2 separate regions of the Mus musculus genome follow, and region 2 is linked to region 1. A link is a loop called in an ENCODE intact Hi-C map of the cell type or tissue named here. Cell type or tissue: left cerebral cortex. All regions are shown on one strand.

The links. A loop is a pair of places that touch in the nucleus more often than their neighbours do. Peaks named below come from ENCODE experiments on the same cell type or tissue, not always from the same donor. Only the 100,000 strongest peaks of a DNase experiment are listed, where the experiment ranks them.
Region 2: a loop joins it to region 1, with 2.5 times the contacts of the local background. A loop is called at or near these places in 2 of 42 quality-filtered maps.

Annotation. Positions count from the first base shown.
Region 1 is chr12:91,798,654-91,801,153 of GRCm38, forward strand. No RefSeq gene overlaps it. Among named protein-coding and RNA genes, the nearest start is that of Ston2, 13 kb to the left of the region's middle. In left cerebral cortex, a CTCF peak has its summit at 946 (motif pointing left); a DNase peak (open chromatin) is centred at 929.
Region 2 is chr12:91,586,833-91,589,332 of GRCm38, forward strand. All of the region lies in intron 1 of Gtf2a1 (general transcription factor II A, 1), which reads right to left. Among named protein-coding and RNA genes, the nearest start is that of Gtf2a1, 1.6 kb to the right of the region's middle. In left cerebral cortex, a CTCF peak has its summit at 1,412; DNase peaks (open chromatin) are centred at 1,591 and 2,285; H3K4me3 peaks cover 2,048 bases; H3K27ac peaks cover 1,576 bases.

The sequences.
Region 1 (2,500 bases):
TGGTATCTGTTCACAGCAGTAAAACCCTAACTAAGACAAAGGGTGTCACAACACACCAGGACCAAGAGACAAAGCACATAGAAATTTGTGACGTGCTGCAATTTCTTTATCAGCAAGAGACTGATTTTCTGACAACAGCCCAGAAGCTCACAGCACCCAGTAAGGATCAGTGATCTTCGAGGAAAGGGGAGCAGTGTGATTACGTCCCCAGAGGGAAGTGGGTAGCTGCTAGTGAATGGTAGTCCTCATGTCAGAAGATGGAGCCAGAGCACTGTGGAGAGGCTCTCTAGGGAGACTCTTAGCAGATGTCCCTCTCTCCCTGGGCCCATCTCTGAATTAGCTACAACTGGAGGCAAGTCCTGGGAGTTTCCCACACCAAATGCTTAATCCTCCTTACTCTCCCTGCTTCACATGGTTGTGGAAGGAACAACTTGGTAGATGCCAAAGGAGGAAGCCGCCAGTGGAGACCCACGGGAGAGCGTGCAAGCCCAGGAGGACTTTGTTTCTTATGACACTGCATCCAGGACCTGGGTAGACCAGATGGCTCCTTGGTGTCAGGTGACATGTGTTCCCTGCAACTTCAGTATTATGTATGATAATACAATGAGGGAGTGCTGATGATGCCAAGAGGCCCCAAGGATGCTTCTAGAAGGTACAGTTATATTCTTGTGAGGAACATCTGACCTCAGACTTCATTTCAGAAAAGTAGCCTGGAAAAACAAAACAAAACAAAACAAACAAACAAAATACTGGAAAACTTGTCTTTTTTATGATAAAAATTAATTTATTTTTTTTACACTCCATATTCCATTACCTGTGCCCTCCACACCCCAACTTGTCTTTTTAAAAACAAAGCAAAGCAAAACAAAACAAGACAACAACAACAACAACAAAACCACGCACAACTTTTTTTCCGGTGTGACACTCTGGTGCCCTCTAGGGGATATTTTGGAAACTACACCCATGTTTTTTAGAGGATTACATTTGCTTATAAAGTAATTGATTTCATTGCGATATTTTCATATATGTGTCTCATTATAACGTCATTCTCCTTCATTCCCTTCCTCACTGCCCCTGATCTCATGCTCCTTGCCCCCCCCATCCCCACCCCGAGTCGTTCCATTCTTCTGCCCAGATAGCCTCATGACTTTGTCTTCTTTACCTCAAGAGGAACTGATAGATAGGTCCAGATTAAAAAACAATGTGAGATTCCTAGTTGAAAACAGGCGCACACAAGAGCTTAGACTCTGAACTGATGCATTCAATCATTTGACGTAGATGGGAACATGGTGTTATCATCTACAGCGTTCACATTTGAGGATCGTGCAATTGAGTAACAAAATAATCTCATGATGTAACCAGCGAGTTTACGATTTTGTGCTAGGTTGCAATCATTTTGCTGCCTTTGGGTGCACGTGGCAAGCGGGTGTAGGTTGGACTTGCCTGGTCGACAAGTGAATGGTAGATAGTTCAGCCCGACTTGCTGTTTAGCTTAGATGGAAGCAGTACTGGGAGAGTGAGAGGAGTCTGTCTGCATTGTGGTCTCTGTTCTCTGTGTACCCATTCTGTCTACATAACCACACCCCACAGGACGAAGATGGCTGTGTAACCGCTGGAGCTACAGAATCCTAAAAAGGAACTAGACATTTTTAGTGATCAGCTAGTGTTTAATGGTACTTTACCAACTCGATAAGACTTTTGAGAAAAAGGGGCTCAACTATATATATTCCAGGCAAGTTTTTCATCTTTATGATAGCCAGGCTTTCTGAGTGAAGAAAGATATGCATGGAAGGGCCCATGTCCCATGGAAGTTAGTAGACACAGGGCAAAGGTGGCAGCTCCTGGTGGCACTCACAGGCCCCCTGGCTACACTGCCTTTCTCCTCCTTTCTGGTCCAGTCTTGGGTGCAGTAAACACCCAGGTAGCATTGGATGGGATTGGCACAGCAGAGCTAAAGAGGGCAGAGGTTGTTTTGGTTTCTTTTCATTGATGCTCTAAGTACTCCATGTTTCCTCTTCTTAGTTTGGAAAGGGCTTTGTTACTCCAGTGGGTCGAGCTCAATGTTAAACGTTCTGTTCCTATTTCTTGGACACCGCCTGTGTGGGGGAGAGATTCCTGAGCAGGCCTCCCTCCAGGTGATGTGGGCCACTTGTCCCTCTCCTAAGCTGGTTTCTTGGAAGGATATGTTCATCCTTCTTGGGATTTGAGAGAGTTCAGGGAAGTCTCATACACAGTGGCTAAGCCATGGGGCACCACTCAAACTGTTAAATGTCCATTTGCACGTCTGCACTTTCTCTGGATGTCAACGCCCCCTTTTTTCATGTTCTTCCAACTAGAAACTCCATCTGCTGATTCAAAAAAATGAAACAAATTAATTTGCATGTTGGGCATCCTGCTGAGCTCTGGACCCCTGCGGGTGAACAAGACAGACTGGTGCCTGTTTTGGGATTTACAAGCCAGGAGAGTACAGCAGGCAAAGACTGTAATCAATGATAAGAAG
Region 2 (2,500 bases), 210 kb before region 1:
CTGATTTCAAAATGTTATAGTAGGCTTTGAGAAATAATTAAATAATTATTAAATACAAGCCATTTGGCCAACTATCTAAAATTTATTTTAAATTGTGACTTTAATTAAAGATACTACAATCCTAAGCCAGGCTTATCACTCTGGAGGCAAAGACAGGAGGATATCAGAGTTCCAGGCCAGCCTGATCAATATACTGAGACACTGTAAACTAAATTTGACAATGACAGAAAACTGTAAGGCTGGGCAAAGTAGTTCATAAACCAAAGTTCTTTATGCACAGTCAACACAAATTCCAGTAATTTCCTTGATGGTGACCAAAATGTCTACCATCATGATTAATAACAGTTCATGGTCACTCCTGGTTCCTACTAGCCCTGCTTGATTTAACGCCTGTCCCATCTCACAGCCTTTCCAGGTCTTAGATGTTGGGGAACTTTTTGTTCACAAGTCGTCTCCTGGTCATACCCAGCAGTCTTATCAGCGTTTGATTATACAAAAGCTACCTTGGTTTTTTTCCCTGTCCTGGTCTACCTTCAGGCTACACCACTAAACTCTATACTGGCCATGTAATTTTAAATTAGTAGGATCAATTTCCAGCAAACCAGATGTTTTAATGTTTCTGAAATCAGTTACCCTAAAACCCTTTCCTTGGAGAGTCCAACACTTGAAGCAGGCAATGCCCTTCTCTGCTACTATGTAATTAATCATTCAGCAACCAGCCTACAACTTAACCCATTCAGAAGCGCCGTTGTTGAAGGAAAAAGGGAAATGCTAAATTCTAAACTTCACTGCAGCAGGCTTTTGTCTTTATGGCATACAAGGTCATTTAGATCTGTCCTTTTAAAACAGTATTCCAAACTCTGAAACTGGCGAATTAGAGACTGCATGTAGCATTAGCAAGTGATTAATAAAGGTTCCTTTTAGAAGATGCTAATTTTTAGGCACAATATTAGGTCACCTAGGTGGATTTTTATACTAGATACCATGCTAGCCACTGGTAAAATTAAAACCACCACTTAATCTTTAATTCTTAAAGCTCAGTTTAGGCTGTGCCTCTACACACACATCAAGCAATAGATTGTGAGCACAGATCTCACAGGGGAGAGTCAGTCACTATTTCTTTGAAAAGCTTCATGCCTTGGGTATTAAGAACACACCACCAAACTCAAGTCCTCCTCCGGAAACATTTAATGTACAACGCATTTTTTTTTTAAGCCGAGAATGTTGACCGTATCTCCTCCAAGGGGGCGGGTGGGGGGGAGGAAATCATTTTATCTGATCTAAAACGATTTAAAATGAAACTCTTATAAAGGGAAGGGAGAAAGAACAAAACGAGGCTGCAATTCTGGCCTACTTCCCACTACAAACAAAGGCAGTACACTCTAGCGGCCACAGCAAAACACTCGGGTCCGTGACAACAGCCTCCCGGCTCCGGAGCGAAATCTCGGCGTGAAAGGAGCCTAGAAATAAAATGAGCTCCGCACGCCGGCTCCTCTCGCCTCGGGAGCACGCACCTCCCAGCCCCGCGCTCAGCAGCTCTCACTATTTAAAGCCGGATCTGGTGTTTAAATGGAGAGGCGGTGACGTAGGCCTGAAAAGCACCTTCCCATCCTGGCAGAGTCTATATTAGAGAGCGGCAATGGCTCTATATAAACAGGGCAGCCAAAGGGAGGAGGACCACAAGGCGCAGGCACTGAAAAGCAGGGTAAGCGGCCGCAGCCATGATGGATCGACCCGAGTCGCCAACGGTATAGTGTCGGGCAGCCGCAGGCTGCTCTGCGGCGTTTGGGACCGGGCAAAATGAAAAAAAAAAATTTTTTTTAAAAATAAACAAACAAAAAAACAAATATTGTGCTTTATTGTCATAAAAAGAAATCAAGAGATGGGGTGGCCTAGTGATCACATTGCGTTGGTGACTCTTTTAAAAGGTTATTTTTATGTGACTGCTTTTTGCAAACCTACGTGATCGCAAGTAACCAAAAAAAAATTTTTTTTTGCTCCTTTTTAAAAAAGGGAGCAACGGGAAGAAGTAGGCAAATCTCGAGGCGAAAGCGGGGACTCTTGGGCCATTCATGTAGGCTTTGTTTGTTCTGGTGCTTAGGCTAGTCGAAGATACCGCGGGGGTTTTGCTTCCCCTTCGCCATTTTACCCACTGGGGAGGAACCGAGATAAGTGCTTTCCAACCTTCATAATTTTTTTGTCTTTTTTTTTTTCTTTCTTTCTTTCCTTTCGGAGGATTAGTAAAATCGGCCCCAAAGGAGGCTCTCCCAAAGCACCACCTCCGGAGAGCCCCCGAAGGCACGCCCGGCCTCGGCGGTATCCGAGAGGCTTCCCCAGACGCGGGGCTCGACCCGCAGCCGCTCGCTCGGGGACTGGCCGGGTCCGGGTCCCCGCGTGGGGCCATCGCCCGCCCGTCCGCGCCCCGGGGTCGGCAAGCCAGGGCCCCAACGGCCTGCGTGGCCCGCCCCGCGGCGCTCCCGGCCCCCGCCGCCCTCCTCCC